2 separate regions of the Homo sapiens genome follow, and region 1 is linked to region 2. A link is an interaction called in ENCODE POLR2A ChIA-PET data of the cell type or tissue named here. Cell type or tissue: OCI-LY7. All regions are shown on one strand. Each heading gives the region's core, and the rest is flanking DNA. Links, peaks and the distances in the headings are about the cores only.

Region 1 (16,752 bases), core at 6,637-9,136, 820 kb after region 2:
CCACTGCTGGATAAAGAAAATAGAAATAACCAAGGGGGTAGGGGCTCAAACAAATCCTATGATGCTGGTTTAGAGTCACAGGTATTCTTATGAACTCATATTTATATTAATGCCTATATAGAGATAGATTGGTATAGAAATACATATTAATATGTACGTATATACATGGTAATTATACATATTTTTCAGGTCTGTCTACTAAAAGGACCTAGAAGCAGTGACACACCCATAGCAATAGGTAACACTTAGCACCAGATCTCAGTTTCTAAATACTATTTTTAAGTCTCCACATTTAACAATTTTTTGATCTTGCTATAAATTATCAGTGGAAGGCTTCAAGGTAACAACTGTGACTCATTTCTTTCTCAAATGATCATTGAATGATCTGACACTAAAATGTCAATTGAATTCAACTTTTGTAGCAGTTCAGGGTATATACACTATTGGTGTGGGGACAAAATATCTAAGACTCACTCCATATATATGCAATAATAAAAACTATATCACAATTTCTTCCTGGTCAATTATTGTAAAACACCATCAATTGTATGGTGCACCTATTTTTCAGAGGAGAAAAATGTAAATTAAAAATGTGTAACTTAGAATGGATAAAATATTATGAATACAAAATGCCTGAGATCAATTAGTTAAGTCTGCGTGGATCACAACTTTATCCTTAGTTTCCTCCACTTCCTCAAAGACTGAAAAATCTGACTTCACTGCATATTTAAATGACGCTCCTACTGCAACTTCTTTACCTCACTTCAAATCACTGACAGAAAACCATTATTATAAACAAATTGACACCTGCATAAGTGTGTATGGAAATAAATTCTCCTTTTCCCATCATTTAAAACATTGAAAATGAACATAGAAATGAAGACATATAAATAAACATAAAGAGATAAATTTCAAGATAGAAAAAGTATAATTTTATGAATTGGTAATTCACTATGCTGATATTTTACACACACACACACACACGCAATGCACATACATGACAGTTAAATGAGTGGCTAGATAGATAATGAGAAGTGGGGAGAGAGAGAGAGAGATGTCATTAGAACATACACCACAAATGCATTTAAGCCTTAAATCTATTTTAAACCAAATTATAATTGTTCCCATTCACTTAAGATATCTTTGCTTAAAATCACTATCATTAAATTTCATCTCCATAAAATGGTTTTATTAAAATCTAAATGTTTTTATTTTTATTAGTGAATTTTGAATTTTAACATGTTTTCAGCTTTCAAAACAATGTTGACTTTAGTCCATAATGTTCTCACATTGGATGAAGAGTTAATAGCAGTTTGTGCCACATTTCCTCCACAAATAAATCAAAAGAATGGTTCAGAATGGTAAATCATAACCTAATACAAAAGCACACAGTAATGTCAACTAGAATTAAATGTCACCATGTATGGTTCCTTTCCATTATCAACAAGTGACTACTGAATGAACAAATAATTATGTGGCAATAATTCAGATTCTAGGTAAAAGGACTTTTTGAAAACATTTTTTTAAATTATACTTTTAAGTTTTAGGGTACATGTGCACATTGTGCAGGTTAGTTACATATGTATACATGTGCCATGCTGGTGCGCTGCACCCACTAACTCGTCATCTAGCATTAGGTATATCTCCCAATGCTATCCCTCCCCCCTCCCCCCACCCCACAACAGTCCCCAGAGAGTGATATTCCCCTTCCTGTGTCCATGTGATCTCATTGTTCAGTTCCCACCTATGAGTGAGAATATGCGGTGTTTGGTTTTTTGTTCTTGTGATAGTTTACTGAGAATGATGGTTTCCAATTTCATCCATGTCCCTACAAAGGACATGAACTCATCATTTTTTATGGCTGCATAGTATTCCATGGTGTATATGTGCCACATTTTCTTAATCCAGTCTATCACTGTTGGACATTTGGGTTGGTTCCAAGTCTTTGCTATTGTGAATAATGCCGCAATAAACATATGGGTGCATGTGTCTTTATAGCAGCATGATTTATAGTCCTTTGGGTATATACCCAGTAATGGGATGGCTGGGTCAAATGGTATTTCCAGTTCTAGATCCCTGAGGAATCGCCACACTGACTTCCACAATGGTTGAACTAGTTTACAGTCCCACCAACAGTGTAAAAGTGTTCCTATTTCTCCACATCCTCTCCAGCACCTGTTGTTTCCTGACTTTTTAATGATCGTCATTCTAACTGGTGTGAGATGGTATCTCATTGTGGTTTTGATTTGCATTTCTCTGATGGCCAGTGATGATGAGCATTTTTTCATGTGTTTTCTGGCTACATAAATGTCTTCTTTTGAGAAGTGTCTGTTCATATCCTTTGCCCACTTTTTTATGGGGTTGTTTGTTTTTTTCTTGTAAATTTGTTTGAGTTCATTGTAGATTCTGGATATTAGCCCTTTGTCAGATGAGTAGGTTGCGAAAATGTTCTCCCATTTTGTAGGTTGCCTGTTCACTCTGATGGTAGTTTCTTTTGCTGTGCAGAAGCTCTTTAGTTTAATTAGATCCCATTTGTCAATTTTGGCTTTTGTTGCCATTGCTTTTGGTGTTTTAGACATGAAGTCCTTGCCCATGCCTATGTCCTGAATGGTAATGCCTAGGTTTTCTTCTAGGGTTTTTATGGTTTTAGGTCTAACGTTTAAGTCTTTAATCCATCTTGAATTGATTTTTGTATAAGGTGTAAGGAAGGGATCCACTTTCAGCTTTCTACATATGGCTAGCCAGTTTTCCCAGCACCATTTATTAAATAGGGAATCCTTTCCCCATTGCTTGTTTTTCTCAGGTTTCTCAAAGATCAGATAGTTGTAGATATGCAGCGTTATTTCTGAGGGCTCTGTTCTGTTCCATTGATCTGTATCTCTGTTTTGGTACCAGTACCATGTTGTTTTGGTTACTGTGTAGCCTTGTAGTATAGTTTGAAGTCAGGTAGTGTGATGCCTCCAGCTTTGTTCTTTTGGCTTAGGATTGACTTGGCGATGCGGGCTCTTTTTTGGTTCCATATGAACTTTAAAGTAGTTTTTTCCAATTCTGTGAAGAAAGTCATTGGTAGCTTGATGGGGATGAATAACTATAGAATGAATGTAAAAAGTGATGGCTTATGCTTATATACATACTTTTGAAATTTCATAACTCAACTATTGATCTGCTTATACCACTGTTCCTCTTTCATGTCTACATTACTTGCTTAAAGTCATCTGGAATGCCCATATTGTGGTCCTAGGTATTTTCACTAGAAGAAGTTACTTCTAAATCAAGTAATTTGTCTCTGAGTAGCAAATACCCTTCAGAGTGTTCATAACTGGTAACACATTGGTGGCATATTTATAAGTGTATAAAATATAAGACAAATATTAACAAAAATTATACAATTCTTATCCATACAGAAGCAGTAGAGCACAGAGGAAAGATCATGTATTTTGGCACTAAAAAGCCCCTAGTTATATTTTCACTTTTCACTTTCTAGTCATATGACCTTCATTATGTTATTTAACTTCTCTCTTTCTTAGTTTCCTGATCTATAAAATAAGAAAAATAGTGATATATCATACCATTGTTATGATCATTTATTAAGTTCAGGTATAAAGTTTCTGATACAATAGGTGTCAAGCGGTTGGCACTTTTTTCATTCAAATGATTCAAAATCCATAAAGGAAGAAAGGTTTGTTTACACATTTATATATAATGCATTATAATAAAAGATTAAAATAGTATTAACTTATTCATAGATTACATATATATGTACGTTTTTCATCAAATTCTATGTTATTCTAGTATTTAACTTCTTATGAACTTCTTATGAATAATGCATATTCTAAGTGAATGTTAAAGCTCCCAAAAGACAATTCTTCTACCCCTCTTAACATACTTTCCCTCCGTGGCACCACAGTTTTTCTTATAAAAGTCTTAGAGTCTGGACATACACAGGCAAAAAAAAAAAAAAAAAGAATCTAGAAACAGACTTCATACTCTTTACAAAACTTAATTCAAAATGGATCACAGATCTAAATGTAAAAAAATATATACATAAAAGTCCTAGAAGATAACACAGTTCAAAATTAGATGACCTTGGTTTTGACATTGATTTTTTAAAATATATAACACAATAAGCATAATTCATAAAATAAAGACTATGTATGCTGGACCTCCCTAAAATTAAAAATGTCTTCTACATAAAACACTAACAAGGGAATAAAAAGACAAGTCACAGATTCTAAGAAAATATTTGCAAGAAGATTTATCTAATAAAGGACTATTATCCTAAATATACAAAACTCTCAAACTCAACAATAAGAAAATAAACAACCTGATTTTTAAAATAAGCCAAAGAGTTTAGCAGACACCTCACTGGAAAAGATATATAGAGGCCAAATAAGCATGTAAGAAAGTGCTCCACATCATCTTCTTGATATGTCATCAAAAACTGCAGATTAAAGAACTGAGCTACCACTAGATACCTATTAGAATGATCAAAATCTAGGACACTGAGAACATCAAATGCTGGCAAGGACATAGAGCAACAGAAATTTTCATTCATTGCTGGTGGGAATGCAAGATGACACCACAACTTTAGAAGAAAGTTGGTAGTTTGTTACAAAATTAAACATACTCTTACCATATGAGCCAGAAATTGTGCTCCTTAACATTGACCCAAAGCAATTCAAAATATACGTCCATAAAAAAACCCTACACATAAGTGTTTATAGCAGATTTATTCATAACACCCCAAACTTGGAAGCAACCAAGACGTCCTTCAGTAGGTGCATGGATAAAATACTGTGGCACATTTATACAATGAAATATTATTCAGAGCTAAAAAGAAATGAGCTATCAGGCAATGAAGAGACATGGAGAAACCTGAAATTCATACTGCTATGTGATTGCTATGTGATGGAAGCCAATCTAAAAATGTTACCTATTGTATGATTACAACTATATGACATTCTGGAAAAGCCAAAACTATGTCAAGAATGAAAGGATTATTGGTTACAGGGTTGAGGAGAAGGAGAGGAATCAGTGAAGAACAGATGACTTTCAGGGCAGTGAAACTACTCTGTATGATATCATAATCATGCATATATGTCATCATAAATATGTTAAAACCTACAGACTGTACAACATCAAGAGTGAACCCTTATGTAAATTATGTATGTTAGTTGATAATGATGAGTAAATGGACGTTCATCAATTGTAACTAATGTACAATTCCGGTGGGTGGTGTTGATAATGCAGTAGGCTGTGCATGTCTAGAGGAGGGAGGGATATGGGAAATCTCTGTATTTTCTTCTTAATTGTGTGGCAAATGTAAAAATTCTCTAAGAAGTAGTCTTCATAAACAGTCCTAAAGAGTTTTAAAATTAGAACAAAAACAAAATAACAACAAAAATACTCAATATGTTGCAATTGAAAGAAATGTCTAAGATTAAAATATAAAGATTGTGTAACACCATTTTTCTTTTCTTTTTCTTTTTTTTTTTTTTTTTGCAATCAGGTGACTGATTTTGGCTTAGACAATGTGAAAAATATCCCTTCCTGCCAAACCAGATTGTAATGGCTTTGCTCCACTGCCAATATCATTATATTTCAGGAGAAGCATAACAGGTACAGTTATAATAGATACATAAATGTAGAGAGCCCTCAGATCTCAGACACAGTCATCTTGAACTCAGAAGAACCAACTGGTGAACAACCAAGTGTGGGGTATATTTGAAGTAGATTTTTTTGTCAAGTCTAAACTATGGACAATTTCCTACTAAGAAGCCAATATTTATTTGCAATTTGAAATAAGTCATGGCATGTGGAAGCAACTATTTTAGTGCCAAATTCAGAAGACAGAAGAGATCAGTGAACATAGCAAAACTTTGGCAAGGGATGAAAAAGAAAAAAAAATAAAATAAGTCCTTTAACTATAACTGTCAAATAATTTCACCCATATATACTAAGTCTGAAAAATAAAATAACATTTGCATTTACTCTTATCTATACATACTAAATTGTGTATTGTTTTCATTTTTTCTAAGTTCAGTCATTCTCAAGTTTATTTGTTGCTTTACTTATAAAGTTTGAGATTAAAGTTTACTTAATGCAATTTTTAAATCTACTCTCTGTATGCTAAGCAAAGTGAATCCCAAATGATGTTTAGAGCCAGGATATAAGTTTTTTGGAATGGACAGATCACATAAGTGATAGCTATACACATAAACTCAACTGGTCACATAAAAATCATTTCCATTTTCTTTCATTTTACACCATTCTATTCCATTTACATTTTCTAACCATGTGCATATATTATTTCTATTCTTTTTCTTCAAGTTCGACAGAGGTGCAATCATGGATCATTTTTGTACACACATCTGTAAATCTTATTAAATACTTTGAAAATAGAACACTGTCTCTTACGAGTAATATTTAGAAATAAAAAATTTTAATGTATTTTAATAGTGTATATATTTTCATCATTATATAAATACATATATTAGTTAATATGTCAAAGAAATTGTAATTTATTTCAAAACAGATGCCAAATTTAACCCTATTTATTTAAAATGTTTTGAACTGTTGAAAAGACAAGTTTTATTCAAGAAACAGGTCAGGTAAAAAATCAGTTGCTGTCAGCTGAAAGCCAGTTGAGTGAACTGTTAGTAAACCCTTAAAAGGCACATGAGAAAACTACTTTAGTTATGTATGTGAAAGAGTCCAAGAAGCTAAACTTCAGAGCTAGGAGCAAAGGCCACAAGGCTTACACTAGGAGAAAAACATCTATTTTGCAATGCAGCAGAAAGATACCAAAACCTTTTTGCTTTAGAAATGCTCCTGAGAACCGAGAGGTACACAGCCAACAAATTCTCACATTTTAGTCTGTGATTTCATTTGACACTTTAAATCATTGAGTGTTAGAACTGGAAAGACCTTAGAAAGTATGTCATTCAACCCTCTCATTTTATGTAAAAAGTGCCATGGGGTTTGTAACCAAAACACCTGAGCTAATTTTTCAATCAGTATTTAATGGCGGACTTTCTTTAAGCATGTCATTTTTTACTCTGGACCTCATTTGCACATCTACAATACCGTGATAATTGTATCTACCATGCAGATTTGTAATGATACTTGTATTAGCTCCCCAGTCCCATTACAACAAATTACTGCAAACTTGGTGAATTAAAACAATAAAAATTCATTTTCTTACAATTGTGGAGGTAGAGTTTCAGAAGTCTAAAACGGGTCACACTGGAGGAAAATCAAGGCGCTGGCAGGCCTAAATTCCTTCTGAAGACACGAGGGAGAAATGTGTTTCCTGGCCATCGTCAGCTTCCAGAGACTGCTTGCATTTCTCGGCTTCTAGCACTCTCCTTTCCACTTTCACATTGACTCTCCTACCTCCTCTCCCTTATAGAAATCCCTGTGATTACATTAGTCTCACCTGGATAAACCAGAGTATTCTTATTATCCCAAGATCCCCATCTCAACTAATTAGCAACCTTAATACCACCAGCAGCCTTAATTTCCCCTTTCCACTTAACACAACATATTCACCATTTCTGGGGACTAGTAGGTTGCCATCCTTGGTGATGCGCGGAAGGAGGACAGAGGGGATAATTTTTCTGCCTACCATAACAATTACCCAAGTAATATACGCAAATGCACCCTGTAGATCACAAAGTATTATACGTATGTAAATAATTTCTATTAGAAAGAACAAGAAAATAATGGTTATGGTTTCACGGTTAATTAGCAGCAGAGCTCATCTCAGCCTCAGTTCTCATAATTACCTGACCAGAACCTTATACACCTCAACATGGAGGATCTGATCAGAAGCACATATAAGGAAAACCATAAACTTGGCTTGAATTCACTAACAAGCATCTTGAAGACCTAACTGTTCATTTCAAAATGAACTTTTGACATCTGCCTAGATTTGATGCATAGTTCCACAATTCTTTAATTCTGAGAATTTTAGCAACTTTCATAATTTCTCTGAGTCTCATTTTCCACATATGTAAAATAGCAATAATAGCATAACTTCAGTGGTTTGTTGAAAAAGTAAAATGAGAAAATTCATATGAAGTACTTAGCAAACTGACACACAGCAAATGTGCAAGAGGTGTTAATTGTCTTTTATTTCCTAGATAAATACAACCACCTGCCAGTCACAAAATACCTATGCTAGACACCATGGCACTCTGGGAAATTTGAATTAGACTCATTTTATGGCCTTAAGAAGTTTATAATTCAAGAATAAAATAAGTTAAATGTATTTGTTCAGCTAATTGAAGTATCTTTATATGTAAAGTAGCCTTCTTTGCACTGTCTTCTAACCATTCAAAATCTACAAAGGAGTAAAAGCTGCCAGGACACAGGGAAAGTCTATTAAAGGAAACTCATTGCTGAGCATGACAAATTCCAAAATATTCTCAGGGACATAGAGTGACAATTACATTACCAAATCAAAGGAAACTTCAACTGCTAAAAATTCAATCTTTGTGAATTATATAAGATCACATTTCAAAATATAAAATATATATACATATCCAGAATATAAACTGGATTATGAGTTTATGTTGAAACCCTTCAGGAAAAATCTTGTAGAAGATTCTGAAGGACAAGGGCACAGCAGGATCCTAGAGTGAGTCAGTGACCTACTGGGCAGGCTAAAAATATGACATTTTATGCAGTTATAGGAACTTGATTCTTGAAAGTAAAATCAAGATACTTTGGACTGTAATGTCAGACATCTATTCATTAAGTGAGTTATGCTACTCTGTAACTAACAAAAGTGATTATTAAGTTTTCACCATGGTGTATGAACAAGTGAAGATACATACACTTTTTCATGCAAAAACTTGTATTTTAGTTGTTATCTTTTCTCAAATTCAATACAATTACAAACAAATTCAGAATAAGGAGTTTTAAGAATTTTAACAAGTTGATTCTCAAATTAAACTAGAAAAAAACCTGCTTAAAAATACAAAATAATTTTCTAAATAAAATAAAATTAGGAGTCTTGACTGACAAAATTTGCTATAAAATACAGTAACTAATACATTGTGGCATTGGTACAGGGTTAATATAGAAATTAATCACTAAAATAAAATTCATAAATAGTATTATAATATGCAGTTGATATCCATTGGTATGTTTCTACAGTTTGTAAAATATCTGTATAATTTGGTAAATACCTGTTTCTCAGGTTACCCAAGTGTCTCCTCCAATCCCAGCTCTTCCCAGGGATCCCAAAATAATTCTCCACAATCTTGGATCTAGTAGCCTGTCAAAGAAGAGGCTTATGGAACTTCTTCAGTCCCAAAGTCAGTATCAATTCGGATTGGTCAGTGCATCTACCAATCTGATTGTTAAATATACTGAATATTATATTAATATGTTTATATGCATATATACCTGTACTTGTATGTTTTTAAGTGTCTGTCCATGTAGGCCATTCAAGAATATTACTGAAATAGCTGGATGTGGTGGCTCGTTCCTGTAATCCCAGCTACTCAAAAGGCTGAGGCAGGAGGATAGCTTTACGCCAGGAGTTTGAGACCAGCCTGAGCAACATAGTAAGACCCCCGTCTCTAAAAAAATCTGACAAGTTTTTATAGAAAGAATACTATTAAAGTATAAGAACTCTTTATATATTCTGCTTCAACATTCTTTGTGAGATGTATGCATCGCAAAAACTTCTCCCACTATGTTGCTTGTCTTTTTATTTTTTATGATGTCTTTTGAAGAGCAAAGTTTCCCATTTTGATAAAGTTTAATTTACCATTTTCTATTTTCTAATTCATGCTTTTTCTGATTCAGTTAATCTTTGCATACTCTAATGTCTCAATAATTTTCTCCTCTTTTTGTACTTAAAAATGTTATAGATATAGCTATGACACTTAAGTCTATGGCTATTTTATATCAATTTTTATGTATATTGCTTGCAGTTCTTTTTTTATTTCTTTTGGTTTTTCCAGAAACATAATATGTCATCTACATATAGAGAAAGTAATATCACTTTCTTTACAATTCTGAGTGGTTCTAGTAGTCAAACATTTTAATTATTGCAGCTAATATAAGTTGTCTTATTCCATACACATTCCAATCCCTTCCTCTTTTTCTTACCTACTGTCCAATGGCTAGAAAATGAAAATACTAGATACCTGTGCTGCTAGGTGGGGCAGTGTGAGAGCATTTTCCAGTAAGCCATAAGTAGATGTACATGAGTGTCATGTCTTCTTTTTCCTTCCTTCTTACTGCATGAAATATGTTGTACCTGCAGCAGAGCATTTGTCACTAAGAACAGTGGAACATAAAGACAGAAAGCACTTGGTTCCTTCAGGGAAGTATTAGGTTGTGAGATGGTTTGGCTCTGTCTCCCTATCCAAATCTCATCTTGAATTGTAATCCCCATGTGTCCAGGGAGGGACCTGTAATCCCCACATGTTCTAGGAAGGAAGTGATTGGATTATGTGGGCAGTTTACCCCATGATGTTCTTGTGATAGTGAGTGAATCAAATGAGATATGATGGTTGTAAACATGGCAATTTTTCTGGTGCTCGCACCTCACTTCTCTCACCTGCCACTGTGTAAGACATGCCTGCTTCCCCTTCTGCCATTATTGTAAGTTTCCCGAGGCCTTTCCAGTCATGCAAAACTATGAGTTAATTAAATATCTTTCCTTCAAAATTACCCAGTCTCGAGGGGTATCCTTTGTAGCAGTGTGAGAATGGACTAATACAGGTTGTTATATTGGCCCTGGAATACTCACTTGCAGACTACTGTCATGTAAAACGAAAATGAAACCTCCTATTTGTTTAAGTCCCTATTTAGAGGTTTCTGCAACCCACAGAAGTCTACCCTAATTGATGTGTAGAGGTAGAGAAAAGTATACTTCTACTCCATCCCTTTCTCCACGTGCATTTATGGATTCCTCTATGTGATTACAGTATGGCTACCTTTCTTCGTTTGTATTTTGTAACTCTAGAATAAAAATAATTTCGTTTGGCTTTGTGCTTCACTTACCTGCATAGTCTCTCACAAAACTGTGTGCCTATGGAGGACAAAAATAGAGTGTCTTCACAAAATTTACATTCCCCATGGCCTTTGGGTGAATACTTTTATTTTAGTAGATGCACAAACGTATTTTAATTGAATTAAAGAATAAAGGAAGAAAACATAGTGAAGGAAAAGAGCAGATATGAAAAAGAACGCTTTAGAAAAAGTTTATTTTTGCTCATAATTACAAAAAATCTACTTTTTCTAGGCAACTAAAATAAGAAATAAAAATATCTGGACTATAGCATTTGCTTTTCATCTTATATCAGGAATGTAATAGCTATTTAAAATTCTGTGTATTACTAAGGGATTAGTAACGTTTGCCTCAGCCTAAGGCATCAGCATATTCTAGCATAATATTATTTCTTAGGTAATGTCTTATGTCACAATCACCATTGCCTAATTCAAATAGAATGGTAGTTTAACTTTGTTTTCAGAACAAACGTGATGGAAATACCAAGATTCTTTTCAGCTTGGAATATTTTCTTTTTTTTAGTAGGAAAAATACTGAATTGGGATAAAAAGAGGGACTAGGTAAATCTAACTTTGTAATTTACCGCTTTAGTGCAGGAGATACTAAGGAGGTATCATACTGAACGTAACTTTTTAAATGAACCTCCCTTCTTTCATTTAGTTTTCTGTATAAAATGTAGGTCATGGAGAATTTTGCATGAATCAAGCAACTCTCTCAATAATTCATTAACTTTTTATAACATCCCCATCATTTATTTAAAAACTGTTGCCAAAATTCATTGGGAAAGTTAATTGGATTCATGTCTCCAATTTCTACCTATTTTCAGTTGGTTATCAGTGCTAGAAAGGAAAATTGAGAGGTGACTCCTAAGAGTCTATAAATGACATGAATATTTACGGTTACCTTCCTGTAACTCACCAAAGTATAGACTGACACAGTTACATTTGTCTCCGGAGTAAAAAGGACCCAACATTTAAAGCTCCATCTCCTACAAATTCTCCTTCAAAGATGCATGGCTCATGTGATTATGATGGCTAAAGAGTCCCAAGATCTGCAGTTGGTAAAATGGAGACCTTACAGAGCTGCTAATATAGCTTCAGTAAGAGTCTGAAGGCCTGAGAACTAGGAGAGTTGATGGTATAAGTTTCGGTTGGAGCAAACAGGCTCAAGATCCAAAAAAAGACAGTGTTACAGTTAAAGTCTGAAGGCTGGAGAAGACTAATGCAAGTTGAAGTACTTAGGCAGAAAGAGTTCCCTCTTACTCAGCCCTCTGCTCTCCTCAGATCTTCAATGGATTGCACAAGGCCCACCCACATTAGGGATAGCAATCTGCTTTACTTAGTCTATCCATTCAAATGTTAATCTCATCAAGAAGCACCCTCACATACACACCCAGAATAATGTTTGATGAAATGTCTGGGCAACTTAAGTTAACACATAAATTAACCAGCACAGGGGCCCACTGCCCAACCCCTAAAAAAGAAAAGAAAATCTGAAGACTAGGCTAAATAACTATAGCAACCAAAATTGTATCAACTCTATTAAATAAAAAGTCATCAGTTGTGAGGACGATTAATATAAATAAACCTGTTATTAGTTGTGAGGATGATTAATACAAATAAACTTGTTATTTATAACATTTATGTAAATTCTATACTGTCAAAGAGAAATCTGACCAGATATTTTTGTTAAAAATTCTAGAAAGACTCAACCAATATCAGGGTAGACACTATAATGTGCTTTGACTATACATGAGATATTACTAATTAGCTGAAGCAAGTGATACCAGATTACTAGGTAATAAGAGACAGCTTACTAGCATCCAGGGGACTTTTACAGCCATAAGCAGATGGAGGTGTTTTTAATGTACATTGAATGAAATTGACAGATAAAATGTTTACCTATTCCCTCTTGTTCTTGTTTCTTCTTTACTACTGCACTTGCTTTCCTAAATATTTTCTCCAGTAAACCCTACATACTCTTTGTTAATGTTTCCCTTTATATTTTTAAAATTAAAAACAGCAACTAAATTAAATGAAATTTACTTTAAGCAGAAGACAATATAATGTATGCTGTAGTTTTTTTCAAACTCTAATATAGGCAATATTTCTGAGAAGCAAATCTAGAAACTAAATATTTTATAATTATATAACACTAAAATTATTTATAACAATATATTGTATTTGTTTCTTAAAACGTTAAATATATATGTGAAATATGTGGTATCACTCATCTCCTTTGCATTAAGTCCAGAAATGTCCTAGTTGATGTCTCCAGTTAGTAATACTTTAGTCCATATCCATTGATCAACTTTCATCATATTTCTATTCCCATTCATTCACTAAATAATTCATCCATTTATTCAACAAACATTTACTGAACACCAAGTACAATTTATTAGGCAAAGTGATAATTCCTGAAAATAAACACAGAAATTGAAGACTGTCTATACTCAATGAGTACTCACTACAGTTTTCAAGTAATTGTAACACAGTATATCAATCACTCTGTTATATTCTAATTAATTGAATTATTTGTATAAATTTAAGGGGTACAAGTGTAATTTGTTAAATAGATATATTGTATGGTGGTGAAGTCTGGGCTTTTAGTATAACCATCTGAGAGATATTTTTTAAATTCAATGTAATCACAGATAGGAGATTACATTGAATTTTTCAATGTAATCTTCTTCAAGAGCCTGGAGAAGATTATACAGTTTTCACAGAGATAGTGATAATTGATTTAACTATTTAAGGAGTTCGGAGCATCCCTGTTGTCTTCTAGCATCTATTGAAAAAGAAAAAAATACATCATACATGCATAGTGGTGAAGAGTAAGGCTTGTTCAGACTATAAGAGATATTTATCCAGGAGGATACATAACTGAGGGACTGTGGAAGTTAAACTGCACTAATTAGATTGGTTATTGCAGTGAGTGTTCAGCCGATAGCATATGTAAAAAACAGTTGTGGTGGTGGTAAATATGTATTATACCATTATTATTAGTATTACCATTACTGCTGGATAATAATTATAGCAATGGTAATAGCTATAAATATCACTTTAATAGACACCTCCTTGTTATATACTGTACTACTTTATATTATTATTGATAGCAATAAAATTGTTAGTTTTATATATTAATAAAATACAGCTACTTCTAGATTTATAATGGGATTATATCCCAATAAACCCACAGTTAATTGAAAATATCACTAATTCAAACCATGGTCAGCTGAGACTCTCAAGAATGCCCTAGAGCAGCTAATAAGTAACCCCAAATAGAAGCCTTAAATCCATCAAGTTATGACCACCACATCCTACCACATCCTTCCTGAGAAAGACATCCAATGGTAAGAAATACTTTCCTAGGACTGAGGGCAGAAGAAAAGAAGAATTAAATTGGTACAATTTTTCTCTTTTCTCTTTTGATCCATAATGTCTAAATTAATAGGTCTATTTTCCTTTTTAGATTTTGATATATAAAGAATGGACAATTTTGTCAAGACATCTAAATAGGTTGGGGAAATGCATAGTTGTCTTAAAATAATTAAAATGGTCTTGAATCTATTCTGCAATAGCATTTATAAGCGAACTAATATTTCTAAGTCTCAGTTTCCTCATGTGAGAAATGGGAATGAAACTGTATATACTTCATGGAGTCATTGTGAAGATTAAATGCTATAAACAATTTTTTTTTTGGAAAAAGGTCAACTAGTTAATATTTTCTACTATGTGAGCTGTATAGCCTCAGCCACAGTGACTCAATGCTGCTGTTGTAGCATGAAAGCAGCTACAGACAACATGCAAAGAAATGGAGGTGGCCATGTTTTACTTACAGAAACAAATGACAGAGCAGATGTACACTGCAAGCCATAGTTTGCCGATCCCTGCTAACATGCATGAAAGATGATTACTATAGGGCTTCAAACATGGTACAACACCATGTTGTATTCATGTTATTACTATTGTTGGATCTTAACTTTATAAATTTCTTTAGTTTCAATAATAATAATTAGGAATAATTTAAAGTTCATTCTTTCTTCAACAAATATTTAAAGAGCACCTCTCCTATTTCAGTCACTATGCTAGGCTATTTACATAATACTGTATGTCCTCTGGAGTGGTATATTGAGTGTAGTCCACAAAAGTGGGACTCCCAGATGAGAGAGGAGAGTGGAGAAGGATAGGAAATAAATTTGAAGGGACAGAAGGATGACAATGGCAGACATACATTATTAATTAAAATTAAGATTAATATTTAACATTTTATTTGAATAATAGGATGCTCATTTTCTAAAGCAGAAACTGAGGCCAAAAGAAGTTAAGTGCTGTACAGAAAGTCACACAACTAGCAAGTACAAAAACTATTATTTAAACCAAGGGCTATCAGAAAATAGAGTGCATATCCTTTTTCTTCCGCCATTAGGCCAAGATCTCAGAAATGAACTCAAGAATCTCGGTACTGCATATAATTCTGACTAAGAGGATTAAACTAGAGAAATCACTAGAATTATCTGAGAACCATTGAGGAGGCAGAAAAAGATAGAACCAGTTAACTAAACGTCTCAGAAAGTCTGAGTCTGTACGTCCACTTCCTAAAATGATCCCAAATTACTTGAACTGCCAGAAATTTTATTTTTTTAATTAATTGTTAAAAATTTTCAACAACCTGGGAAACTAAGTATAAAAATAGTTTTAAAATGTACAAATAGTATGATAAATTTTAAAATACTTTTTCAAAACATGGATGAGAGAAACAATTGAAAGAGAGAGGGAATGAAGCAGCAAGATTACAAAACAAGTAGAGAACATCCAAGCAGACAGTTTCACTGAGGGGAATCTTCCCAATCTGGCTTAGCACCTGAGACTCAATTGGCCCCAAGAGCATCAAAACCAGGAGATAAAGCTTGGAGCTACTGTAACTACAAAAAGCATATAAATAAAGTCTATAACTTCAAAATTAGTAAAGGTAAAAAACGTATTAAGGTAAATAAAATCAAAACACCATTAAAATAGAAGAAATTAAGAAAGTAACAAAAAAGAAAAAAATGTATTGTAGACCACACAGAACAAATAAACACAAATTAAGACAATGGTACCTATTCTTTTCATGTACTCATGGAACATTTATTAAATTGGCCACAATCAGGACACTGACGTGCAATGAAATACTTTAAAAGTTAATAATAACAATATGACTAAAAATACTCAATGCATTTATAAATACATATTTTTTAAAACTCACAATTCTAAGTAATCTATAGGTTAAATAAGAAATTATAATTTAAATTAGAAAATACAGAGAATAAAATCTAATGAAATTATACCTAATAAAACCTGAGATACAACAGTAGTGGAGCTTAGAAGTAAAAGTATATAAATTGTAATTGGAATTATAAACACATATATTCAAACTATCAATACATCTGGGTCTCTTTTTTCCCCAAAAAAAGAATGTTCTAAACTTATATTAGGGAAGTATAAGGCTGACTGCCCAATTACCAGTGTTTTGGGGACAAAAGGGAAAAGGCAGGTAGAAATTTGTTCACTCTATTTGACTTCCACTTAACTCCGTGTTTTGAGTTGGGTATCCCCACCCCTACCCCCCAGCCAGCCAATCACATACACACATGCATCTGTTTTTACTGTCCACATTCTGGTCTGTTATCTAGGTTCATTTATAATACACACATAAATAAATTCATCCATATATATCTC
Region 2 (16,752 bases), core at 6,359-8,858:
GGGGCCTAGTTCCCTTTATGTTATGTAATTAAATAGATATATATTTAATATATGTTTATTATCACTATTATTATTTTGCCTTTAAATGTTTCTATCAGCCCTTATATTTTCAAGGAATCTTAATGCACTGTACCTGTGTGGCAAATACTGTAGGCTTTAAAATCATACCACATGTGTTTAAATACTAGCACCATCACTCATGAGCCAGGTGGTCTTATAAACGTTAACTTTTATGACTCAGTTTCTTCAAAAAATATGGATGCAATATTGCCTACATATAGGGTTGTTATAAAGATTTAATTAAAAGCTAAATTTAAAATGCTTAACACAGAGACAATTATAATATAAATGTTATATTTATTATTCACTATAAACACTTTCCTCCCAAGATAATTCCATTGGAGTATTAGACGTTCTAGTTAGTATAGACATTACTTTACCTGTATACAGTCAAACCTCATTATTCATGGATTCTGTGAATTGGCCCACTCACTAAAAGTTATGTGTAACTTCAAAATCAATACTCACGAATTTTCTCCGTCCTTTGCAGACATGCTCAAAACCTCAAAAATTTTGAATCAGTAAATGTGCTTATTCGCAACTGAAATTGAACAAGGCAACACTCTGCCTTCTTGTTTTAGTTTTCATACTTTAAACAAGTGTCCTTTCTACAGTCTATTTGGTGCTACATTTTGTGCTTTTTGTTGGTGATTTTGCTGTTTAAAATGGTCCCCAAGCATAGTGCTAAAGTGTTATTTAATGTTCATGTATATCCATGTGTGCCATATGGAGAAAATATATGTTAGATAATTTTCATTCAGGCATGAGTTATAAGCTGTTGACAGTTATCTCAATGTTAGTAAATCAACACCATGTATACCCAGAAAAATAAAGCGGAAATTTGCTGATCTGTACATGAGGCTGCTCCACAAAGTGCTAAAATAACATCTACAATGCATGAGAAAGACATGGAAAAGATGGAAAACCTGCCAAATTTGTAAATTCATGAGATGACACATATAAAAATGTGTAATGAACAGCATTGTTGTCATTCTTAAAGCCAAATATATATATATGTATATACAGTCATGTTAATCAGGGTCAAGAAAACGCTAAATCCTTCTTGGCCAATGCTGACTGTCTTACGTGTTTTGAAAGCAGCATGGTCTGAAAAATGTTAAACTTGAAGGTTTAACAGACAGGGTGGTTTCTACAGATCTGGAGACTTCATAAAATAATTTAGAATGCCTGATAAATATTATACAGGAGGAAGATTAGGTGGAAGAGCAGGTTTTCAGTTCTGATGATTAAATATTGCCTTGTTTAATAAGGACATAGGCAAATTAACCTATATAACACAAATGACATTTTGGTTGAGGAACATGTTGTGACTCAAGGCTTGCATAAACTTAACCCTGCTTTTTCCCAGAAGCAGTCATTCAATATTTTTAAATTCCGTGTTCATGGTGACTTCATAAAGCATAACTACCATGAGTAATGAGAGCTGACTACATCTTGAGGTGTTACCAGATCTACTGAGAGAAGGACGCAGTAATTCACACTGAAAGACAGTAGACCTGTACTATCTCAAAAATCGGCATAACAAGAAGAGTTTTATTTATTATTTTTAAATGAAAGTCTACCTTGTCACTGCTTTAAAAAAATATTGACAAATTTAAAGTTGATTTTTATATTGGGAGTTCTGGTTTAAGGTAAGTATATTAAGTGCACATATTTGTGCTGTTAGTTACATAAGGCAGTGTTAGCCAAGAATGGACAATTGGGTCTCAGGTATTGCTTTTGTGCCTGGAGCTAGTAAATGATAAAATGCAGCACTGTGATGTCAATGGTAAAGAATTTCAACACTTCATTACATTTAAAATCATACATCAATACATATTTTGCTGAAAAGAAATTGGGAACACATTTTGCTGGGAATATTTTCATAACAGTGATGAGATTTTCTACCTTTCCATTGAGAAATGTGTCAGTCACTACTTTGATAAACTAAAGTCATGTAAACCGTATTCAGGGAAAACACTATACTTGACTATTTTATTTTAAAAATAAGTTTGTATTTGTTGGTGTAATTGTGCTTATGTCAAGTCAAGCACCTAAAATCTTTCCATATTAACTCTTACTAGAATTTGCTCTAGTATTCACTAATTTGATACTATGTCTGTATGAAGTGAGCAGTTCAACCAAATGTACATAAAAATAAATTAAGTTTGGATTTACTTTAAATAACATGGTTTGTTTCCCAGTATGGCTTTTTCTTATGATTTGTTACATTTAGATTATGTTTTATTTCTTTCAATGTATGATGTGTAGAGTCTTTTCTTTTTTAGTGAATACATTTGATGTTAACCAATAAGCCATTACACTAGTGATCTCTTTCCTATTCTTTTATTTGTATGTAGATAAATACGCCTTGTCTCACATGAATCCTTTAACATTTTGGTACCACTATAAACCATAATCAAATTCCCAATCTAAATATAATGTAAGTGAATATTGTTCTATATATCTTTCCATTATGCTGTTGAAATAGCCTGCTTTGGGCTTTAGTTTTGAGGATTTGGTGTTGGACATAATTACCCATGTCAACAAGAAGTGCAATATTTGAATAATTTGTTTTGTGATTTAAGAACAAACTGCCATATGTCAACTGTACTAAAATCTGGGAATTGTGGAGTACAGTTATAAGTGGTCTTGAATTTTTAAAAATAAGGTGATAGCTTGGGGGAGAATTTTAAAGTAGTGGAAGAAAATATAACCTGTAAGCACTTCTGAACTTTATAGTGAGCAAGACAATTTAGGGAGATCTTAAACAGTAATCAGATTCATGAAAACTATGACTGGAGAAAAATATGCAGAGGTAGTATATTTTGATGTGAAAATATTGGAAGGGAGGTCAAAATTATAGTGTTATCAATTTATTCCTGAATTTATATAATAAAGTCATATCTTTTCTCTTGCTTCCCTGTTTCTCTTAGTTTCTATTTATCTTGCCCAGCAAATTGTTACAAATTAATCTTTCTGAAATATCAATTTTATTAGTTTTATTTGACATTCCTATAGCTCCAAGCTGCCCTAATATGTCCTTATTGTGATTAAATTGTGCATGAAGTAGAAAAAAATGTAATACATTGATCTAGGATTTGTAGATATTTTATGTTAGTGTTATAGTATTGCAACCTATAAGTCATATATTACAGTTGTTTCATTAGACATATAGCTTTAGCAATTTTATAAAACCATTGCCTTATTTTGTTTGTACTCTACCTAAATATTTTATCTAATAACTTTTCCAAAAAATCAACTAATTTCAAATCAATTTATGTTATTAAAACAATGAACAAAATAGAGACTATCAAAAAGGCAAAGTATGTTCTAAGTATTTAGTTTTTAATTTATGTGTACTAGTTTAATTGACAGACCTGTACATAAAATATCGCTCAGGTACTACTTTAGGGAAACATTCTGGGTATTATATTAATAACAAAGTATAAATCTGAGTAGAATTTTCAGAACGCAGGTTTATAACAGCTAGAATATACTTTAATCTATCTTTTTAAAAAACAACACATATTTCTCAACCGATCAAAAAACAAGTATCTTTTTTTTTTTTTTTTTTTTTTGAGACGCAGTTTCACTCTGTCGCCCAGGCTGGAGTACAGTGGCATGATCTCGGCTCACTGCAAGCTCCGCCTTCCGGGTTCACGCCATTCTCCTGCCTCAGCCTCCCGAGTAGCTGGGACTACAGGCGCCCGCCACCACGCCTGACTAATTTTTTTTTGTATTTTTAGTAGTGACGGGGTTTCACCGTCTTAGCCAGGATGGTCTCGATCTCCTGACCTCATGATACGCCCGCCTCGGCCTCCCAAAGTGCTGGGATTACAGGCGTGAGCCACTGTGCCCGGCCAAACAAATATCTTAATTGTTACTGTTATTGTACATAAATCTCAATAAATCAACTGTAATTATACTTTTTGATCACCTAAGTTTGGGGACACTGAGCTGAATTAAGCATAATTCCAAACACTGTAAATTAATTGTTTCATATTTTCTCCACAATCTTCCTCTGACATTGCCATCTGCTGTCACTAGAGAGTGTGCTTAAAATAAAACAAAATTACCCAGGAAAAACCTAACAGCCCTGGAGGAGAGAGCTGAACAAACAACACAGGTATATGTAGTTAAGCTATCATGTACAGGAAAATCAATTGAAAAGAATGTTGCATTACAAATCCACAATGCAGGAGAACTTAAGTGAACAAAAGTAATGTTTAAGGAGCATATAGGTTTTAGATAAGAACAGAGAAATGAGGATTATCACTGGGGTGCAGAGCTTGAGATAATCATAAAAATATGGTAACCTTATATTGAGGTCTAGTTGTCCCAAGTTTTCTTGAATCAAATTTTAGGGAGAAAATCTACCCAGTACTTAACATTGGTAAATGGTATTTTTAATGCAATATGCAAAATAGTAGTATGAAAGGATAATACATCTTGGGACCCCAAAATCACTAAACCAGAGAAAAGTCAAGCTGGGAACTGCATCAGGCAATCATTCCTCCCATTTTATTAAGGAAATTTCTTGTGAGCCTCAAGACTTTTACTCTAAAAATAATTTTGCTGAATTTCACCCTGGCAAAGTAAATTGATAGCTTATCTTCACAGGTGTAGGACAGAAAGTCATCCCTCTGCTCACCTGAGACAAATGCATATCTAATTGCTTTCTCAGCCCTATAGTTTATGTAAAAATGCAGATTCACTGACCCAGATTAAGGCATCAATGACTATTCCTTTACCCCCCACCCGAAGTCACATGTAAATTGTGTATTCATTGAAAGGCTAATCAAATAGCCAAAAGAATGCAATCATTTGTCTCTTATATACCCATTCCCTGGAAGCCCCACTTTGAGTTGTCCTGCCTTTCTTGACTGAACCAATATACACCTTACACATATTATTTAATGTCTCATGTCTCCCGAAAATGTATAAAGCCAAGCTGTGCCCCATCCACCTTGGGCAGATGTTCTCAGAATCTCCTGATGGCTATGTCATGGGCCATGGGCCAGTCATATTTGGCTCAGAATAAATCTCTTCGAATATTTTACAGTTTGACTCTTTTCATCAACAGTAGAGACATTTTGTCCAAAATGATACAGTCTAAGGGCACTTAAAAAGTAAGCAGTGTTAAATAGAGCTTAGCCTAAAGCTGTATCATTACATATTTTAAGTTCAGACTAAAGGTTTCTTTGTACATTGTGAACTAAAAGCTAAATGGAGTTCCAAACACACCGTAGATTAATTTTGTACCAATCACTGAACATTGACCAATCAAAGGTGACCAACAATTCAAACCGTATTCAAATAAGTCAAATGCCAAGCTGTAATCAATCTAGCTGTTTCTATACCTCACTTCCATTTTCTGTACACCACTTTCCTTTTCTGTCTATAAATATTTTTCTACCACATGGCTGTGCTGGAGTCTCTGAGCCTACTCTGGCTCAGGGGGTTTCCAGATTTATGAATATTGCTTTGCTCAATTAAACTTTTTAAAATTTAATTCAGCTAAAGTTTTTCTTTTAACAGATGGTGTCAGAATTGGGATCCAAAGTAGAGCTTCTAATGATCCCCATGAGCACTGAGTGACCATCCGAGGTACCTGCCAGTCTTACTGTGTCCTTTGGTCTCTTGGAGCAGCTGGGGACTATGGTAAGTTCTCTCTCAGATTCTGAAGCTGAATTGATTGTGTTTTGAGTTCTCTGAGTTTCTTTGAGCAAAATTCTCATCCAAACTGGGTTTGGAAGTCATAACAGAAACTGGACTGGGTCCAGGATCAGATTAGACCTGATAATTAACTGGCTTGGATCCAGTTAGAAGCCTCTTATGTCTCACTGGATTAGAAAGAAACTGGTAGTAAATGGCAATGTTGCAGGGGGTGTAAAATTTGTCTTTTGGAAATTTGTAGGAATTTTTGTGTTCTATCCACTTTGTTTCATTTTTCTTGCACACTTGGGTAGGGAAAAGTTGATCTTTGGCTAATTGATCATTGGAAAACATTTGTGGTAAAAATAGGATCCTTAATTTCTAAAGAACTGAGTTCCTTTCAGCTTATACATGCATAGGTATTAGGCCCTGGAAACAGCAAGGTCTCATAGAGATGACAAAATCTTACTAAAGATTAGTTACAGTGGAACATTCCAAATGAACAGTACTGCACTAAAGAAATGCATTTGAAAATGAGGGCTCCCAAATTAGTCTCATGTAAGAATGACTACTGATATGCAGAAACTTCTAAAAATATACCAGTATTTTCAAGCAAAGACTTTATAAAAGGCAAATAAAAAGCTAAAGAGACTAATTGATAAGAAAAATTAAACCTGCTAAACTTTTGGCTTATTACTATCCCACCACAAAGGTGGAAAGAAAGCTATCCTAAGTGATAATAAAATGTAGTCCCTCAGGTAAAGAAGGCTTGACTTTTTTTCAGATCTATCCATGCTGAGTCCAGGCATAGAAAATGCTTTCTTGGCCCTAGTCCTTAGTGGACTCCACCCTGAACTCAGTAATTTTAGATAAAAAACAGTAGCTAAGTTTAAAGGAACACCCTGTTAAACTAAAATACACCTTTCTGAAATTTAATTTGTTATCTTGAAACACTTTTGTAAAAGAAATTTACATCTATAAAGGAAATCTCCATTTTTAAGGATGTCTGCCTATGTATATTAGAAACTTGTAAAATTCTTTTAGATTTACATAATAAGTCATACCTTTGTTTAAGGCGCTTATCTGGCCATCTTAAGTGACATTTTGTTTGAGTCATTTTTTCCTTTGGTTTGTGCAAATGATAATAAAATATTTAGGCCTAAAATCTTAGCTCTATGCTTATGAAATTACATATATATGTATTTGTTTCACCTAAGAGTTGTCCCTTTAGAAATGCAAATTGTTGCCTAGTTAACAATACCTTAAGGCAAAGAAACAGGTAATTAGAAGACTGATAGACCAAATGGGGTGTAAGAGTGGGAATTATTTAAAAGCCACCAAATGAAAATCCTTTATGAAAGCTTCTGCGTGTTTGTATGTCTATATGAGTTATGTGTGTGTGTCTATATGTGTTATGCTATATGTTGTGTTTCTATATGTTGTGTGTCTATACGTGATAATATTTAGTAAATAAAGCTAGTTTTTAAAATGTTGGTAAAATAAAAATGGCTTCAAAATTATCAGTTAAATACAGATACTTGCTTCATTTGACTGTGAGCTTATGTCTTTGGTTTAGAGTCTCCGGATTCCGGGATCTAAATGGGTAGTCATGATGAGGTATGAAGACATTTTCTATACCATTTTCTACGCCTATACCAGCCAGAATCAAGTCCAACATGGCTGCTTCCTCCTCTGCTTTTCCTGTTTGCCTCCTGGCTATTTTGGGATGGGTTGGATTCTCCAGATATAGTCTTCATGGCTCTGTTCTCTGTCCTTATGGATTCAGAAAGGCCTTGAATTTCATAATCCTCTTGGGTCCCCTGTGGCTACCTAAGACCTAGAATGCCTAGGGGAAGACATTAGAAAGGCTACCTGTGTCAATTTCAAAATTATTTTCAGTAATTTAAAATTTTAGAGTCATGTTATGTAAAATTAAGTAATAGATAATTATAAAATGTCTGAGTCATCTGTAAGTTGATATTGAAATGTAGATATTAAACATGAGTTTAAGTCTATATACCTTCACATGTTATTTTTACATGATATAGAAAAGCTAAATAGATCTGTCAATAAACAATAATTTGAAGAACTATTTTTCTTAAAAAATATAAAATGGTTTTTATCTACAAATACTGATATAAAACAGTTCAAAATTACTTTCTAGGTTTTTCACTAAAAAATAGAGATAATAAAAGTTAAAAACTACTAGATATGAGACAATTCTGTATACAGAGTGTATAAACAAAACCAAGATATGTGTTCAATGGGGAAAGTTATAAAGGCATAAAAATGTGTGTTTAAAATGTTGTCTGGTTTAAAGTTACTTAAAAGTTTCAAGTTGAAAGAGTAATAAAATAGATACAACACAATAAACAAAGAAAGTTGGGGAAAAATGTAAAACAAAAGGTTTATGGAAATCTTGTGTGGTTAAAAGATGACAGATTTGGTACATTTATTTATAAGGTTTTATTAAAATTAATTTTAGTTTTGATAATACACTAATACAAAAAGAAAACTTGGTTTTCTCTTTTGAACAAAATTTTTTTGTAGTTTTAATAACACATGGTAAAGTATTTTCATTCACCTTTTGAGTAAACTGCCAAAAGAGTGAAAAAGACAGAGGAAAGAAGAGACAGATTCTGTCTCATGCTGTCTTAGGTCTTTTGTTTGGAAAACTGGGTCTTTTTTTATCAGAGTACAGGTTTTGGCCTTTAAAAATCTTTTAAAATTATCACTTTGGTTAAATGAACAACTATTGTTTTATGGTGACCAGTGATCCTATTTTGTTCAAGTGTTTTAAACCTTTAATGTATTTGATAGGCTTCCCAAAATCATATTTCAGCATCAAAATTAAGTCTTCTTTGGCCTCTAACTTTGAGATGCTAAAGAGGGCCACTGAAGCCCTCTGTAGGGAGGTAAGCAGGATTATTTGACATGTTAAGTTACATGGGAAGCATTGTCAAGGAATAATGTTTAACCTTCTTCAGGTTATATTTAATGAATGTCATTAATATATGTTCCAAAATTGTATGGGATTTCTAAAATTCTAATATGTCTGAGTATGCACTATAAATCACACTTATGGTTATAATGTTGTTATTGTAGACCACAGAAATAAAGAAATTTTTTTATCAACTGTGTCTTTAAAATGCTTGTTTAAAGTCATTTCCACAGTTAATTGCTTAATTTTGATGCAATTTCTGAAAACTTCACAAGCATACAAAATTTTAGAATATAGAGTCTTTAAGGAGTTCATGAAAGAATGAAAACAACCCTGAAAAACACTCTTGAATGCAGGTTTCTAATAACTTTAGAATCATATCATTTGGATTGGGTTAAGAATTCCTAGTACTTTAATGACGAGACTGACTGGTTTATAAAACTGCTAACTCAAGTAGAATCAAATTAATTGAATACCGAGAAAATGCTTTGGCAAATTTTCATGCTGAATCAGCCAGTATTGAAATTGTGTAGATATACAATCTGAATGAACTCCATGGTCTAAGTCAGATTACTTATGATAACCCATCAGTTATCAGTGTTACACCCCTAAACCGGAAAAACAACTGGTATTCAAGAGGACTAAGTACAATGTTAAGCATGGACTCATGGAGGACCAGGATGGCTGCCTTGTCCTTCCTGAGTCCTTAAAGCTTTTGTTATTAAAAGTTCTGCATTTCATGACTCATCATGGAATAAGTAAAATGATCCAAATTAAATATATATATATAAATATATATATATAGTGACTTATAAATGGCTAAAATAGTTTACATAGTTTATGACCAACGTTTGGTTTGTCAAACTCATATTCCTGGGAAGACAATCAAAATTTCATGTGCATTCTGCTACCTGATGGGCCATTTAAACAATTATAGAGGGGTTTCATTCCATTGTCATTTTTAATGCATGTCTTCCGGTTGTATTAGAGCTTTCTCATGCAAGAAGACTGATGTTATAATAGCAGCTCACTATTCCACAGTGTATTTTCACCAGGTAAAGAGAGCTTTTCATGGTTTACTGTCTGAGGACAATTGTCCCCTTCACAATCTAGAACGCAAAGACTGAATCTTTGGAGAACATCAGAGAATCACTGCCCTTGCTATTCACACTGCAGCAAAACTTCGGGAACTTGAACCTTGGATTCATAATCTCACAACTGAGAAGGGTCCCTCCACACTCTTGGAACTGTACACCCACTGGAAAACCTTAAGGTAAAGCTAGCCAGGGAAGTTTCTCCCCAAAAGAAGGTGGCATCCTTGAAGTGAATAGCTTTTTCCCAAGATCAAGAAATCAAGACTTCTCTACTATCATGAGACTCTTTATCTTTCTTTTTTTTCCCCTTTTTTATTCATCTATGAACAATAGAAGTGGAAAGGGTGCTGTTGGGTGCACTCATGGCATATATATATATATTTTTTGTGAAGGAGTTTGCAGCCAGCATTATGCATGGATAACTTTATACCTTGACAGATGGAAGATGAAGGCCCAATGTAGGTGAAAAGCTTTAATAGTACATATGTTGCCTGATAATTAGTGAGAAACAGAACATTGTTCCACTTGTCTTAACCTATATCATGGGTTAAGGAGAACATTGTCAGGAGGTCTTCACTATTCTAGAAGGGCATCATTTGTTAGGTTTTCTTTTTTTTTTCCCCCATGGTTAGGAGTAAATGAGGCAATGATTGAAAATTTACCACTGATGATAGGCTTTAAAGCAGATTTTACTCTAAAGGTTATGGTTACACAACAGACTTTAAATTATCTTGTGAAAGTTATGCTAAATAATAGAATTGCTCTATTGTTCTAGATTACTTACTGGCTAAACAGAAGTATCTGTGCAGCTGGTGGCACTTGTTGCCCATGGAGAACTACATCATAGTGCATATTATAGAGATTCAGTTGTACGGGATTATTGAAGAGACTGTTTAATTAAAGTGAGTAGATTCTTTAGCTTATTCTTTGATCTATTTGATTTTAGTTGGTTTGGTTTATGGGGACCCACCATAAGGAGCATACCCCAAGCTCTTGGTATTATCCTCCTGATAGTCATAATAATAATCTTCTTGGCGCACTATATTCCCTCAAAAGTATTAAATGTTTGCATACAGACATCTCTAGAAGGTCAAATGGTCTCTCTTTAATGGGAATGACAAGAGCTGAAAAAGATGTGTGATCATGAGGGCACTGTAACCTATGAATGACATGCTGAGATGAGAAATCCAAAATGATGGTAACTGAGAGTGGTGCTAAGGCCCTAAGTTTGAATCACACTCTCACATAAGTGAGAACCTAACCAAAAGGGGAAAATTTTTAAACAAAATAGTGGGAGCCCATTGTTTTGGACTAAGCACATGCACTAGACCCCAACAGACCAGACCAAACCAAAATGGAGTCATTCATGCTAAATGTGACAAAATCAAACTGAAACTTTAAGGAAACATGTAGATCCTAGAACAAACTAGGTTTTGTTTTCTCCTGTGAACAGTCCATTCCAGCATAATCAGCTACCCTTTACTGTAACCCTTACAAAAAAATAACCTGAAGTCCTTGTTCCCCTTACCAAACCCACTGATCTGTTTGCTATTTCTCAGTGGGTTTCAAGATTGAATAAGTGCATTTACAATGGCGAGAGTGACATTACTGATTAAAATTTTGGTCAATCTCTCATAGTTGAAAAAATTGACCAAAGGGGGGGAATTATTAAATCAAGTATAGCCTAAAGCTGCCTCCTTACATATTTTAAGTTCAGCCTAAATGTTTCTCTTTGCATCGTGAACTATAACCTAAATGGAGTTATAAGCACACTGCAGCCTACTCTTGTGCTAATCACTGAGTTTTGTCCAATCAAAGGTGGCCAACTGTTCAAACTGTGTTAAAATAAGGCAGACATCAAGCTGTAACCAATCCAGCTGTTTCTGTTCCTCATTTCCATTTTCTGTATGTCACTTTCCTTGTTCTGTCCATATATCTTCCACCATGTGGCTGTGCTGAAGTCTCTAAGTCTAATCTGGCTTGTGAGGCTGCCCGATTCACAAAATTTTCTTTGCTCCACTTAACCCTTTTAAATTTAATTTAGCTAGTGTTTTCCTTTAATAGGAGAAAAACATGATGACATGAAAATATATCCCTAAAAGTGTTGGAACCTACATAAATATATCAGGAGAACCTTACAGATTCATGAACTAGTGACAAGGGAATAATTCCTATAAAATAATAGAACTCTGATTTTCAATGTGTATACTTGTAAAACAATTTTAACTATCCCTTAGATATGATACATCTACTTCCTTCCTTAAATTCCTAAGGTCTACATGTTAAGTATAACACTAAATTTGAACATATATTTGCATAACAGATTAAAAGATTTCATGTAATATTGTCATGCCTTTTTTAATACTTAAATGATGAAGTTCAATGTTCAGCATGTTAAACTTTCTAATTCTGGTAAAACTAAATTAATATTCCTCTTCCTATACTTTATCATTTAGGGTTAGAAACAATTTCATGGGCAATTTCACCATACCTTACTGCACCCTAAATAACCCCATACCTTCAGATGAAACTAATAAGGAGCCAGTGAAGCTTCAATGCAGATTACGATATAACTTATTGTCTACTTAGAATTTCATCTTGCAATTTTTTCATCAGAAGAAACTAAAAAAAAGCTATTCTGGACAAAGCAATTTCACTTTTGCTAAATATTCCAGAAATATGAGACTTAGAGCTTTATGGTAATTTATAGAATTTGAAAAGAATATTTAAAACAGCTTTTAAATTGATAGTGACTTTTAAGGAAAATTTAGTTTTCAATTTGCATTTTGATTGCAGGTTTTATAGGAAAAGAAAACACATAACTCCAACGACTCTAAACTTCTGGGAGGTCAGTCCCCAGGCATGGTTCAATTACCAGAGCCATCTCCATATGGAGAAAAGGAGCAGCTCAGTTAGTGTTTAATTCTTGTTAATTCTTGCCCTTCCTTTGAGAGTGTCATGGCTACAACTTCGACAAGAAGTTCTACAAACTTCTTCATTGATGAGAGTAACCTCATCAATTAAAAAAAAAACAGACAAAAATGTCTATTTCCAGCTATTAAAAAAATGGTAAAGTGTAGCATGGAAAGAAAATGAGGAAACAAAACAAAATAAAACAAAATTTAATATATTTTTTGAAAAGCTTTAGACTTCTGAAAAAAATTATACTTCTTTTTAATAAACATTGGGTTCTTTATTATGAAGTCTTATATATCACAGATTTTTATAGTGCATGACTGCTCTGAAAATAAGAAAGGCACTTTTATGCTTTCTGCTATATTCCATCTTTTTTCTTCTTCAAAGGTGAAAATATAGTAAGGTTTATATTATTTTTCCTATCATAAAACCTGAACCAGAAGAAATCTAATGGAATGTGAAGTTTTATAACAGGGGTAAGATTTTTAGATTGTCTTTCATCGAATGAAAAAATTCGCTATCTAACAGTATAATCCCATTGGTTTCCTAGCCTAGTATTTAAATATTATGCTATTCATGGGTAGTTATTACTTCTTAGAGAATGTATATCATAATTATGATTTTGCCTGAATTTTATAACTAGAATAAAGATTTTTTTTGCTTTTTGTCTGTTTTATCTTTTACTTTTACCTCTTCATTATTTTACAGTTATGCAATTATTTAGAAAGTCTAACAATACAAAGAAATGAAATCAAAATGGCATGCATAATTATTATTTGATAAATGTTGACACATATCTACATTATTACTATAAATATCAATATGCATTACAGTAATATAAGTAGTAGCCATTATATGTAAACATTTTATTTAAATGCTGAATCTTCCTGTTAAAAATACCAAGTAATGATCTTCAAGAGTATGGTTTTTAAAAACTTTTGTCAACATATGCTTTCTACTAAAATCAGTAGTAATGAATTATTAAATGTATAGAAAGATAATTTTGTGCTTTTAATTTTATTTGGTTCAAAATTTATCTAATATAAAATTATTTCTGCCCTCCTTATTATTCAAGCATTTGAATAGAAAGAAATAGATACATTGATTGTGACCCCTCAATATTGAGTTGGTTCTCTTCCTTATTATGTTGATAACTACTAAAAAATTCTCAGGGTTTTTAGATACCAAATATAATAAAAAGTAGAATGAAACACCTACTGCTTTTTTTTTTCCCCAAACTACTGTCATGATCATTAAAACTGTGTTTACACAATTGCACACACAAATATATGTGTAGATCGACAGATAAATAGATAGATAGATATATGTAGTAGATTTTTTAATTTTTTTTTTTTTGAGGTAACGTCTTAATCTGTACCCAGGCTGGAGTGCAGTGGCACAATCACAGCTTACTGCAGCCTTTACTTCCCAGGCTCAAGCAAACATCCCACCTCAGCCTTTCGAGTAGCTGAGACCACAGGTGCACAACACTATGCCTGGCTAACTTTTAGTTTTTTGTTTTTTTTTTATAGAGACAAAATATTTTCTATGTTGCTCAAACTCCTGGTCTCCAGGGATCCTCCTGCAACTCCCTTATGGAGAAAAAGAAACCTTTATTTACCATTAGTTGGGATGTAAATTGCTATAACTATTATGATGGAGAGTCTTAAAATTAAAAAAAAAAAAACTAGAACTATCATATGATTCAGCAATTCCATTTCTCCGTATTAACCCAAAGGAAATAAAATCAGTACATCAAAGAAATACCTATACTCCCATGTTCATTGTGGTGTGATTTACAATAGCCAAAACATAGAAGCAATCTAAATGTTCACCAATGGATGAATGGATGAAGAAATTGTGGTATTTACATACAATGGAATACTATTGAACCTTACAAGAAGAAGACAATCTTGCCATTTGTGACAATGTGGATGAACCTGGATGACCTTATACTAAGTGAAATAAGCTAAATCCAGTAGAACAACCACATGATGCCATTTATATGTGCAATATAAAATAGTCAAACTCATAGAAGCAGAGAGGGAAATGTTACTTGCCAGGATCTCGTGAAAGACAGAAATGGAGGGATTAGTCACAGGGTATGAGATTTTGGTTGTACAAGATGAATTAAGTCCTAGAGATCTACTGTATACCATAAAGCCTATAGTTAATAATATTATTTTATATTCTTAAAATTTACTAAGAGGGTATATCTTATGTTAGGTGCTCCTATCATAAACCAAAAAGTATCTGATGCAGCTCTCAATCAATTTCGATGTTTTTCTGCCAAGGTTAAAGACCATGGCCTGTGACACAGCCTCAGTAGATCCTGAGAACATGTGCTCAAGTTGGTTTGGTTACAGCTTGATTCTATACATTTTAGAGAGACAGAACTTATGCACAAAGACATAAAATCAACACATGTATGGTGTATTATTTGTCTGGCAGGGGTGGGCTTCCAGGTCATAGGTGAATATTGGCAATTGGTTGAAAGACTTTATCTCTGCCTGAAGTGTTGAAATCAGCTTGAGTTAAGGTAAGGGGGAGGATGTCCAATTAGTTGTTCACTGGCTTAGTATTTTCTTTGTGGTTTACAGTATCATAAATCAATAATAATGATAATAAATTTAATAAATAGGGTCGGAGAAAACTTTTGAAAGTGATAGGTTTACGGCATAGATTGTGGTGGTGGTTTCATAGGTATATACTTATCACCCAATTAATCATTTTGTATACATTAAATATGTACAACTTTTTAAAAAATCATTAATACCTCAACAAAATAGTCTCAAATAAAAGGCTACAAACTGTACGTTTATATTTATGTGGCCTCTTGAAAGTCAAAACTATGGAGGCAAAAAACAAAAAGAGTTTTTAGGAGCTGCAACTGGATGAGGAGGTGTTGACTACAGTGAGATATAGAGAATTTCTGGGGATAATGCAGTAGTTCCTATCTCGATTATGGTGACTGTTACACAAATGTGTGAAGTTGTCAGAACTCATAATATTTTAGTAAAAGATGTACATTTAAGGTCAATAAAAATACTAGTTTGCATACACAATCAAAATTAATCTGCTCATGGTGTTGTCTCCTGGGATCTTTCACTCAGGCATAAATATAAATAAATACTTATATAGGGAAAGGTACCATATATAGAAAAGTTACTATAGAAAAACAGATACGGGTACTGAAGGCTCAGCTGTATGCCAAATATTGCCTTTATGCTCCTTACATATTGTATTATTAAAACAGAACTGTAGCTATTTTCCTGGTAAGAAACTGACATCTTAAATAGGTTAAAGTAACTTTATACCGTCAAGGGTTAGACAGTGGCAAGACAGAGACTGATTCCAGCCTTACTGACAGCCTGGTTTTTATCTCCTTTACATAGCACATTTTCAGAAAATATCTTGCATGTTGTACCTGATAGTTGAAAGACAGAATGAAATGATCTTTTAATTTGGGAGGACTCCATTAAAATTGTGTTCATAAATAAACTGTTAGAACAAGGCCTCAAATAAATTTTTGAAATTGTCTTAATATGAAAAACAGAAGAGAGAATAATTAACATCATGGATTAAGTATGTACTTATATTTTGTGTGTAAAAAAATAAGATTTTGCAGTGTGATCAATGTTGGCTTTTAATGGAATTCACACAATATTTCCAACGGTTCACTAATGCAAAGCACGTGCAAAGATTTTGCACTTATCAGTTAGATTAGGGTAATAATAATATGTCAAGTTGATACGCTCTTGAATAATGAGGGTGAAGTAGAGAGGATAGAGCAAATCAAATTGCAAGAATAACGGAAGCACATATATTCAAATGAAACACTGGCAGACACTATAAGTGGATCAATAATTTAAATTTCCAAATTTTATTTTTAACATATCAGAAGCTATTTTTTTCTGAAAGATCAGGATTTGTTATTCATTGTTTGTAAACATATGCTTACAGTATAATTAAAAGCATGCAAGATTGGCCATGAGAAGTCAAGGTTATCATTACAAATTACTATTATTAAATGAAGTTTATGACGTTGGAATGTAAGTTTTACATATCTTCATTTTCATTAGT

Evidence for each region. ChIA-PET counts read pairs that join two places held together with the same protein. Peaks named below come from ENCODE experiments on the same cell type or tissue, not always from the same donor. Only the 100,000 strongest peaks of a DNase experiment are listed, where the experiment ranks them.
Region 1: POLR2A ChIA-PET joins it to region 2 with 12 read pairs; 2 of 35 experiments call an interaction of 5 or more read pairs at or near these places.

Annotation. Positions count from the first base shown.
Region 1 is chr14:44,125,335-44,142,086 of GRCh38, forward strand. All of the region lies in intron 1 of LINC02307 (long intergenic non-protein coding RNA 2307), which reads right to left. Among named protein-coding and RNA genes, the nearest start is that of LINC02307, 250 kb to the right of the region's middle. In OCI-LY7, for the core only: no CTCF peak of the experiment used is centred there; no DNase peak of the experiment used is centred there.
Region 2 is chr14:43,307,131-43,323,882 of GRCh38, forward strand. LOC105370470 (a long non-coding RNA gene) reads left to right here and starts at 1,515. Exons shown (of 4, transcript XR_943798.4): 1 at 1,515-1,712; 2 at 5,602-5,724; 3 at 7,295-7,335; 4 at 9,773-9,856. It overlaps LOC124903307 (a long non-coding RNA gene), which reads left to right and starts at 9,856. Exons shown (of 3, transcript XR_007064136.1): 1 at 9,856-9,932; 2 at 10,529-10,655. In OCI-LY7, for the core only: no CTCF peak of the experiment used is centred there; no DNase peak of the experiment used is centred there.